Linked DNA regions of Homo sapiens: region 1 is linked to region 2. The links are chromatin loops, found by intact Hi-C in ENCODE. Cell type or tissue: GM12878. All regions are shown on one strand. Links, peaks and the distances in the headings refer to the core of each region. The heading gives the core; the rest is flanking DNA. Region 1 overlaps KIF6 (kinesin family member 6). Region 2 overlaps KIF6 (kinesin family member 6).

Region 1 (5,388 bases), core at 192-5,191, 120 kb before region 2:
GACTCCAGGAGCACACCACACACCCAACTAATTTTTTTTTTTTTTTTTGGCAGAGACAGGGTCTTGCTATGTTGACCAGGCTGGTCTCAAACTCCTGGGCTGAAGCAATCCATCTGCCTCCTGTGCTAGGATTACAGGCATAAGCCACTGCCCTGGGCCAAAACATGCTTTTAGAAAGGACAGTATCTAAACTAGGGGAACTAAACTCACATGCCTTTACGCAGGACTTCTATATTGTACACCTCCAGGGGACATGCTTCACAGTGGCCTACACAAATGGCTAGGCACTGCACAAAGGTGAGGGGGCACCGGCATTCGCATGGACTGCACTGTGATTATGCAGTGATGCAGCCCTGCTTTCAAGTCTAGGCAAGTAACATACCTTTAGGAAGCAGTTGATCCTAAGATGTTAGGGAATGTTGGGGACCACAGCAAACTGAAGAACATGTCTCGCAAAAAGGCATTCAAATTTAGTTAAGTTTAAGCATTCCTGTAGGCAAGTTTTACTGCCAGCTTGAGATCCTTGCTGTAAATCAAGGACTAAGAGGTGTCTTTCAGATCACTCTGGAAACTTTGCAATAATTATGATTCTCTTGGTTGCATGTAACTGAATTCCAACTCAAAGCAGAGAGGATTTCTTGTCTCACATAACTGGTTTAGCTCAAAGAAGAACTGAAGGGAGTGATATAAAAATCAAGGCCCTTGGCTGGACATGGTGGCTCATGCCTATAATCCCAACACTTTGGGAGGCCAAGGTGGGTGGATCACCTGAGGTCAGGAGTTCGAGACCAGCCTGGCCAACATGGTGAGGCACCCCCCCCCGCCCGCCCCCCGTCTCTACTAAAAATACAAAAATTAGCCAGGCATGGTGGCAGTTGCCTGTAGTCCCAGCTACTCGGGAGGCTGAGGCAGGAGAATCGCTTGAACCCGGGAGGCAGAGTTTGCAGTGAGCCAAGATCATGCCACTGCACTCCAGCCTGGTGGACAGAGTAAGACTCTGTCTCAAAAAAAAAAAAAAGAAAGTTAAAAAACATTAGCTGGGCTTGGTGGCTCATGCCTGTAATCCCAGCACTTTGAGAGGTTGAGGTGGGTGGATCACCTGAGTTCAGGAGTTCAAGACCAGCCTGGCCAACATGGTGAAACCCCGTCTCTACAAAAATACCAAAATTAGCTGGGCATAATGGCGGGTGCCTGTAATCCCAGCTACCCAGGGAACTGAGGCAGGAGAATCACTTGAACTGAACCCGGGAGGCGGAGGTTGCAGTGAGCTGAGATCGCACCATTGCACTCCAGCCTGGGTGACAGAGGGAGACTCTGTCTCAAAAAAAAAAAAAAAAAATCAGGGCCTTCACTGTTTGACCTAGGTTCCTGACATAGCCATAATCCTTCACCCATCTGAACTTTACTTGGCCCTGCTTCCTTGTGCTGAAGGGCAGGGGATACGGCCTCTAGTAGGGACCCCAGTAAAAATAAAACTTATTTTCTTCTCAAAATCTATACAGGAGACACAAAGGCACTCTTTTTTGCTCGGCTTGAGTCATGTCACCAGCTTCTTGTAATGATATAATAGCTGTTACAGGTGGGACAGTGGTTGGAGGAACCAAGATGGGATCAAGTGGTATGACTGGCCAGGCCTGAGTCATGGGGTCCATACACCTGCCTGCCCCTCTTGAGCTTGTAGAAGGAGACTGGGAGCCTATTACCATAAGAGGGACTAAGAAAGCTTGCTAGGCAGAAAAACAGACCTCTCAAAGTCTACTATTCTCTTAAATTCCCCAGAAGTGTCGGCCTCCTCACATTTTTTTCTCCCTTCTTTGCAGCACAGGAAATGCCCCGTGATCAAAATCTTGCTGGAAATTTTACAAGTTCCATGTTCATTTGGCTTAACCAATGAGAAGATTATTTTTATATATGGCAAAACTGAATTGTGTTAATTGTGCTAATTATGAATTGCTATTGTTTTTGGTTGAAATCTCTAAAATTTAAGCTACTGAATTTATGCACTGTGAGATATTCTGAAAGTGAAACAGTTAGGAGTCATTTACCGTATTTCTCTATAAAAGATCCAGTTGCCCCTTGGGACTGCTTATGAGGGATTGAGAGACTTTATTCTAGAAAGAGGGTTACAGTAGACAGAAGTTAACTGCTCTGGGGATTTCAAAATAACTGAGTTTCACTTACTCGGGATCTCAGAACTGTGTGAAAGGCAAGTATGGATAAGGCGGAACTGTGTATTTAAAATAGGGGAGCTTAATTTTCATTTGTTCCAAATTAGTTGTGTTGATTTATGCAAAGATGTTTTGTCAGATTAAACATGTATATAGCGTATTTCTATTAGCTTAAAAAATTTGTCCTTAGTACCAATTGTTTGGTTTGTGTTTTCTGAGTGAACTAGTACGTTTTGCTTCTAGCAACTGTTTTTAAATACATATAAAATGTATTTGCCTTTGATTTTTAATTTTTCTAAAGCTAAACTGTTAAACTTAACTATTAAACTAAGACTAAACTTTTAAGGTGCTGCTTCACCTGCCCCTCCCCTCTCAAAAATGAAATCAGCCCTGCCCAGTTCTCTAAGTCCAACCTGGTCCTGTCTAAGCATACTTTGTGTAACTGTTTTTCAGAAATACCTTGGAGGGAATTCTTTGGGTGGACAAAATGTAGTTAGAAGACCTCTGCTGACATCAATTATAAAATCCATGATCCTATTACTATATTTTGTTTCTTTTTTTTTCAACTATGCTGTCTCTTTGAGGGACTATAATTCATGTCTTGTTTTTTGGTTTAGTGAACTAAATTATTACTACAATAATGATTTGTTGTTGATTACTTTCATTTAGACATTGTATCTTGAGATTCTTTTTTTTTACCTCTCTGAGGCTCCATTTTCTCATCTTTATTTATTTATTTTATATATATATATATTTTTCTTATACGTTAAGTTCTAGGGTACATGTGCACAACATGCAGGTTTGTTACATATGTATACATGTGCCATGTTGGTGTGCTGCACCCATTAACTCATCATTTACATTAGGTATATCTCCTAATGCTATCCCTCCCCCCTGCCCCCACCCAACAACAGGCCCCGGTGTGTGATGTTCCCCACCCTGTGTCCAAGTGTTCTCATTGTTCAATTCCCACCTATGAGTGAGGACATGTGGTGTTTGGTTTTTTGTCCTTGCGATAGTTTGCTGAGAATGATGGTTTCCAGCTTCATCCGTGTCCCTACAAAGGACATGAACTCATCATTTTTTATGGCCGCATAGTATTCCATGGTATATATGTGCCACATTTTCTTAATCCAGGAGCTGGTACCATTCCTTCTGAAACTATTCCAATCAATAGAAAAAGAGGGAATCCTCCCTAACTCATTTTATGAGGCCAGCATCATCCTGATACCAAAGCCTGGCAGAGACACAACAAAAAAAGAGAATTTTAGACCAATATCCCTGATGAACATCGATGCAAAAATCCTCAATAAAATACTGGCAAACCGAATCCAGCAGCACATCAAAAAGCTTATCCACCATGATCAAGTTGGCTTCATCCCTGGAATGCAAGGCTGTATCTTGAGGTTCTTAAAGCCTTTGCATCCGGAGGTAAACAAAATGAAGTCTCACTTTGTGCAGATCCTCCAGACAATCTTCTACTTGGAGCCTAGTTAAACAAAGAGTAATACAAATGGAAAAACTAAACTTTAAAATGACTTGTATTTTTTTCTAGCATGTAAATGTGTTGTGTCTGGAGTGACACTTCAGTTTATAATCTCCAAAAGGGTTGAGGCTTTATTTTTGTTTAATTCATGCAAATATTAAAAGATAAGAAATGACAAACTACCTTAGCTTCCTAATTTAAACTTCTAGGAAAAGTGCATTTTGCAAAAGGAAGGAGAGAATTTCTACAATGGAAATTTCCTCTGATCATCAAACTCTGGGTTTATAAAGGGTTGATTTATTTACATATTAGGACTGTCTCTAGCTGAGATGAATTAAGCAGCAGCCTGCATTGTTGATTTTAGGAAGTTCAGAAATACTTCTGAACAAAAATGTTTATCTCACTCTTCATTGCTGAAATGTATCATTAGCTTTTCATTCCTTTTATTAATTACCCTTCTCTCTGTCTTTAAAAAATACTACTGAAAAGATAGTATACACATCTGGTTATTAGCAAGTGAGTATAGACTCTTCTTTACTATTTTATTGTTACAACAGCTTTGTTGAGATGTAATTCAAATACTAAAACATTTACTCTTTAAAGCATGCAATTTAGTTGTTTTTAGTACAAATGTGCCACCATCAATCACCATTATTTAATTTTGAAACCTTTTCATTACCGCCAAAAAGAAGCTCTGTACCATAGCCATTAGCAGTCACTCTCCATTTTCCCTTCCTTCTAGCCCCTGTCTAACACTAACCTACTTTCTATCTCTATGGAATTTTCTTATCCTGAACATTTTCTAGAAATAGAATCACAATATATCATCTTTTTTGACTGGCTTTTTAAAATTTAATGTGTTTTCAAGTTTTATCCTTATTGTAGCATGTATCTGTACTGCCTTCTCCTTGCCAAATAATATCCCATGGAATGGATACAGTACATCTTGTTTATCCACTCATCAGCTGACGGTCACTTTGTGTTGTTTCCACTTTTTGGCTAAATAATGAATAATGCTGTTGTGAACATTCACTACAAATTTTTGTGTGGACACATGTTTTTAATACTGCTGTGTATACACCTAGCCGGGTCATATGGCAATACTAGGTTTACATTTTGAGGAACTGTTAAGACCTCAAAATGTACCATTTTACATTTCCAGCAACAATGTATGAAGGTTCCAATTTGTCCACATTGTCACCAGCACTTCTCATTGTCTCTTTTTTTTTTTGTTTTAGCCATACTAGTGGGTGTGAAATTGCATCTTATTGTGATTTTGACTTGCATTTCCCTAATGACCAATTATGTTGAGCATCTTTTTATATGTTATTGGCCATTTGCATTTCTTTTTAGAGAAATGTCTATTCGAATCTGTTGCCCGCTTTTTAATTAGATTGTTTGTCTTCTTATTATTGAGTTGTAAGATTTCTTTGTATGTTATGGATTATGGATATGATGACAAGTCCCTTGCCAGATAGATATGATTTGCATACATTATCTCCATTGTGTTGTCTTTTCACTTACTTGATTGTGTCTTTTGAAACACAAAATTTTTAATTTTGATGAAGTGCAGCTTATTTTTTTCCTTTGGCTCTTTGTGCTTTTGATGTCATATCTAAAAAACATTGCCTAATTTAGCTCATGAAGATTTACTCCTAAGTTTTCTTGCAAGATTTTCTTTTAAGTTTTATCTCTTACATTAGGTCTGTGATTCGTTTTGAGTTAATTTTTGTA
Region 2 (5,388 bases), core at 263-5,262:
GGAGCTTTAGACCAGAGCTATTCCTATTCAGCCATCTTGGCTGCCCTCCCTCCTGTTTCCAGCTTTTGAAAGGTGTGTCAGTCCTGCTACTACAGACTGTGCTGGGAGCCCAAGTTCATTCGCGTGTGTTTCTGTTAGGCCAGCAGAGCATGATGTGCACTCAGGTGACTGATGCCTTTCCCTTAAACACATTGAGGAACCAGATCTATGGAATGTCCTAGAACAAATGGGTAAAGCCCTTCCCTTTTTGGCAACCTAAGATGAAATGTTTTGTATAAACATGTGTTGGAATGGACTACCTGACATGCATGGTTTTCTGAAGGATTCAGCCTGGAAATAATTAAGCAGTATGGTGCTCATTAAGAAGCATATATTTTAGTTAAGACAAGATTGAGAAGCATGGAAATACATTTTGTGACATTACAATTCTTTATCTCTTAATTCCATTTCTCCTTGCTTTGAATATTTTTTCAGCAACATGGTAGAATGAACTCAAAATCCCAGGAAACCAAACTTGCTGTTTTTACCACTTATTGTGATGGCAGTAGACAATGAAGATCAATAATTCCTCCCTGTGATAGTTTTCTATACATCTTTGCTGGTTGGGAAAAGGGGGCCATCTGGATTGCTGAATTCATTAATTTATTCATTCATTTATTCATTCCTCTTTCATTCAACAAATAATTTATAGAGCACATCCTTTGTTCTAGGCATAGTGCTAATTAGTATTACTATGGCCACAGCTTACACAGTCCTTATATACATCAGGTACTATTCTAGTTCTCTGCCTGGATTAACTCATTTAATCTTTATCCTATAAGTTCTTGTTTTATTCCATATTACAGAATAAAATATACATGGACAAATACAGCCTCTGACCTCAGAGTATGTACAGATTGACAGGGAAGACAGCCACTGAACAATCGATTACAGAAGTACACGTCTGTATTACTGAGAAAGCACATACCAGGAAGCCAACCTCCGGTTAAGACCAGGAAAATCCCAAAAGCGGGGGTGAAGGTAGAAATGTGGCTAGAAGGAATATTACAAGCAGAGAGAATCAATGGCATGAATAGCTTTCCAGGCCTTTGTGGTGGAAGGAGCATTTTAGGAAGTACAAAAGCCAGGTGTGGTTAGGATCTGGGGAGTGAAAGGCTGGGACGACAGGTTGATTGACATGGGAAGAAGGGATTGACAGAGGACACTAAGACTGCATGACAAGTTAGGAGGCCATAGCAGAAGTCCAGGCCAAAGGACAGGGATGATGAGAGAGAGGCAGGGGCATCAGAAGCATTTATGAGGTCGAGTGGACAGGGATCTGGGGCAGATTGGATGCTGGGGGTAAGGGTGAGGATTGGCCCCCTGGTGTCTGGGTGGCTGGTGAGGCTTTTCATGGAGACAAGAACCGTGAGTGCCTTCCCTGGCCCCACAATTTCCCCAATTGACATTGTTGGCTATAGAGAGCATGGGATTGGCATCTCTGCTGAAATAAAATCGGTACTCATGTTAGAACCTCATGGCTTATGATAGAGGAGGAGCTCTGTTTACTGGCCTTTTCCAAAGGCACACACTATTGTACCCATGCAGAAATGGCCTCAGATATCACTGCCCAGCCCCTTGTTGTGTGCCAGGCCTTTTCTATTTCTATGTCTTCTTGCCCACACCATCTCCCTTCTCATAATTCTTCTTCCCCACAGCATCTTATAATCACTCTCCTTCCTTATAATTATAGTCAAGAGTTTCAGTAACTCTTTTCCTCCCTTGATATTGCTATTGAGACAGACTAGAGTTTTGTTTGGAGAATGAATAAAGTTTACTTGAATAGAAAATCATTGAAAAAAGAATGGAAATTTTTTGTAAGGTCCAAATACAAATGAGGTTAAAGTTTTGAAGAAGAGACTTCTATCTGAAAGGGTTTTTGAGTTGTTTTCACTGTTATTGGATATAGTTCTACCAATAACTTTAAGCAGAGGTAGGCTCACAAATGGAATGATAATGATCTCACCATTTGGGGGAGGGATTGATTGGGGATTGATGTGTTTTTTTTTGGCAAAACTACAAATAGGATGAAAATTGTTGTGGATGAATCAAGGCGGCAAAGCAACAGGTAATGGGATAGTTCATTACAATATTTAAGATTCTAGGAGCTGATCAGGCTTTTATTATTCCATTATTTTATATACAAGAGGCTTGTATAAACTAAACCAAATACAAAAAAATTAATAAGTATGTTGTTTTGAAAGAATTTCTGCCTTATGTCAGTGTTAACAGTTTCTATTAACTGTCCCTAGGGCTGCTTCTAATGCAGAAAGTAAGTAAATCTGACCATCTCTGAAACTGCTGTGAAACTGTCTCCCCTTTGACAACCCTCTCTCATTTCCCATTCACCTCCACTTTACCAATTTATGCTGAAAATAACTCCCTTCAGATTAGAAAATGAAACCGAATTCATGGTTCCCTAGAGAGCCCTGCAGAGTCATTGCGCAAGCAGCCTGACATGGCCAAGGAAGGTTAGGGGCTTTGGGGCTTTTTGTTGTTGTTTTGGAGTTTAAATGTCTGTTTTGGTTTCATTGAAATAATGAGAGAGATTGTTCCGCTCCGTAGTTTGGAAAGAGTTGTATTGTTCACTTTAAAATAGGAGGCATTTTAAGGTTGGAGTTTTTTAAAAATTTCTTTCTGTTTTAGTTTTCTGACTGCCTATTCTAAATAGTCACCTGGAACCAGTCAGTGTTCTGAGAGCCCTGATGACTCACCACCTCCTTTAACTCTTTGAGATACCAACAGAACCCACTCATCACAGATGATGCCATTGGCATTTTAAAAGGTGAAATGAAAGCCAAAGCTGTAGCCTGGAGGCTCCAGACCCTTATCTCCTCCTCAATGAGAATTTGTTGAGTCCCTGCTGTGTATATAGAAAGGCCCAGGGTACCAGGGTACATGCTGTAGGCAATGCCAAGGTGAACGGAGAATGGGTCTCTGGTTTGGGGAGCTTACATTTAAACAGTGGAGGCTGGCTTTGTACCCAAAGAGCAGAGACTGAAATAACAAGTGCTCTAAGCAGGAATTGGAAGAAATACTCTGTGAATTCAAAGGAGAAGGAGAGGATTTAATAAGTAGGTTGAGAAAAGCATTACAGAGCAGGTGACATGAAAGTTAAATCTCAAAGGATGGGCAGAATTTGGACATTCAAAGATGGAAGAAAGAACATCTCAGTCTTAAAGAATAATGTGAACATTTATATGTCTTCTTAAGAGGAATGTCTATCAGGTCACCCTTTTTTTTTTGAGACGGAGTCTCGCTCTGTCGCCCAGGCTGGAGTGCAGTGGCATGATCTTGGCTCACTGCAAGCTCCGCCTCCTGGGTTCATGCCATTCTCCTGCCTCACCCTCCCAAGTAGCTGGGACTACAGGCGCCCACCACCACGCCTGGCTAATTTTTTGTATTTTTTAGTAGAGACGGGGTTTCACTGTGTTAACCAGAATAGTCTCAATCTCTTGACCTTGTGATCTGCCCACCTTGGCCTCCTAAAGTGCTGGGATTACAGGCATGAGCCACTGCGCCTGGCCAGGTCACCCATTTTTAAATTGAATTATTGGTTTTCTTTCTGTAGAGTTATTGGATTTTCTTATAAATATCTTATCTATTTCAGATATGAATCCCTGATCAGCTGTATGGCTTACAATATTTTCTCCCAATTCATAGGTTGCCTCTGCTCTCTGTTGTTTACATTGTTCTGCAGAAGCTTTTTATTTTTATGTAACCCCATTTGTCTAATTTTGCCTTTGTTGCCTACACTTTCTGGGTCAAATCTAAAAAATTATTGCCCAGATCAGTGTCATGTAGTTTTTTCCCCCATCTTTTCTTCTAGTAATTTTTCAGTTTCAGATAAGTTTAACTCTTTAGTCCATTTTGAGTTGATTTCTGAATATGGTGTGAGATAAGCATCCGGTTTTGTTCTTCTGCATATAAATAGTTGTCCCAACACCACTTATTGAAGAGTCTCTTTTTCTCCTTGTGTATTCTTGGCATCTTTGTCAAAAATCAGTTGAGTCTACATGTGTGGTTCATTTCTGAGCTCTCTATTCTGTTCCATTGGTCGATGAGTCTATTTGTATGCTAGGACCATGCTGTTTGTTCTTTTTACTCATGATAGCTTTGGATATTCAGGGGTTTTTGTGGTTCCATATGAAATTTAGAATTTGTTTTTTCTATTGCAATGAAAAATGATTTTGGAATTCTGATAGGGAATACATTGAATCTATAGATCACTTTAGTAACATGGACATTTTAACAATATTAATTCTTCCAGTCTATGAACAGATACATGAAAAAATGTTCAATATCACCAATCATTAGTGAAATGCAAATTAAAAACTGCAATAAGATACCAAGTCACACCTGTCAGAATAGCTATTATCAAAAAGACAAGAGATGACAAGTGTTGGGGAGGATGTGGAGAAAAGGGAACCCTTGTACACTGTTGGTGGGAATGTAAATTAATACAGCCATTGTGGAAAACTATATGGAGGTTCCTAGAAAAACTAGAAATAGAATTACTATATGATCCAGTAATGCCACTTCTGGATTTGAAATCAATATGTATCCAAAAGATTTGAAATCAAGATGTCAAAGACATGTCTGCATTCCCATGTTCACTTCACCATTATTTACAGTAGCCAAGTGATGGAGTTAACCTAAATGTCCATCAACAGATGAATGGATAAAGAAAATGTGGTACAGATACACAATGCGATACTGTTCAACCTTTAAAAGGAAAGACTTTTTGCCATTTGTGACAACATAGATGGAACTGGGGATCATTATACTAATTGAAATAAGCCAGGCACAGAGAGACAATACCACATGTTCTCACTTATACATGGAATCTAAAACAATCGAACTCAAAGAAGCAGAGAGTAGAATGGTGGTTACCAAAAGCTGGGAGGAGGGGATAGGGAGATGATGGTCAAAGGGTACAAAGCCTCAACTAGATGGGAGAAGTGTTGTCTTTTACTTTGAGATATATTGTACTGCATAATGAATATAATAAATAATGTACATTTCAAAATTGCTGACAGAGTAAATTTCAAATATTCTGACCACAAAGAAATGATAAGTATTTGAAGTGATGGATATGTTAGTGTTATTTAATTATTCCACATTGAATTCATAAATCATGACATCACTTTGTACCTCATAAATATATACAATGATAATTTGTCCATTTACAACTAAAAATACAAGTTAAAAAAAGAATAATATGAGCAAAGTCTTGGGAGCAGGGACACAAGGAAACCCGTGTAGAGTTGGCAGGGATATTTGTTTAGCCAGAGCTTTGGAGGTGTGCAGGAAATCAGAAGAAATAAGGCTAGAAAAATAAGTGAGAAA

Evidence for each region. A loop is a pair of places that touch in the nucleus more often than their neighbours do. Peaks named below come from ENCODE experiments on the same cell type or tissue, not always from the same donor. Only the 100,000 strongest peaks of a DNase experiment are listed, where the experiment ranks them.
Region 1: a loop joins it to region 2, with 3 times the contacts of the local background. A loop is called at or near these places in 1 of 110 quality-filtered maps.

Annotation. Positions count from the first base shown.
Region 1 is chr6:39,643,658-39,649,045 of GRCh38, reverse strand. All of the region lies in intron 3 of KIF6 (kinesin family member 6), which reads left to right. Among named protein-coding and RNA genes, the nearest start is that of KIF6, 79 kb to the left of the region's middle. In GM12878, for the core only: no CTCF peak of the experiment used is centred there; a DNase peak (open chromatin) is centred at 2,090.
Region 2 is chr6:39,527,683-39,533,070 of GRCh38, reverse strand. The region is part of intron 13 of KIF6 (kinesin family member 6); the gene reads left to right. Among named protein-coding and RNA genes, the nearest start is that of KIF6, 200 kb to the left of the region's middle. RefSeq lists enhancers at 2,285-2,364, 2,385-2,444, 2,555-2,694. In GM12878, for the core only: no CTCF peak of the experiment used is centred there; a DNase peak (open chromatin) is centred at 2,440; H3K4me3 peaks cover 312 bases; H3K27ac peaks cover 661 bases.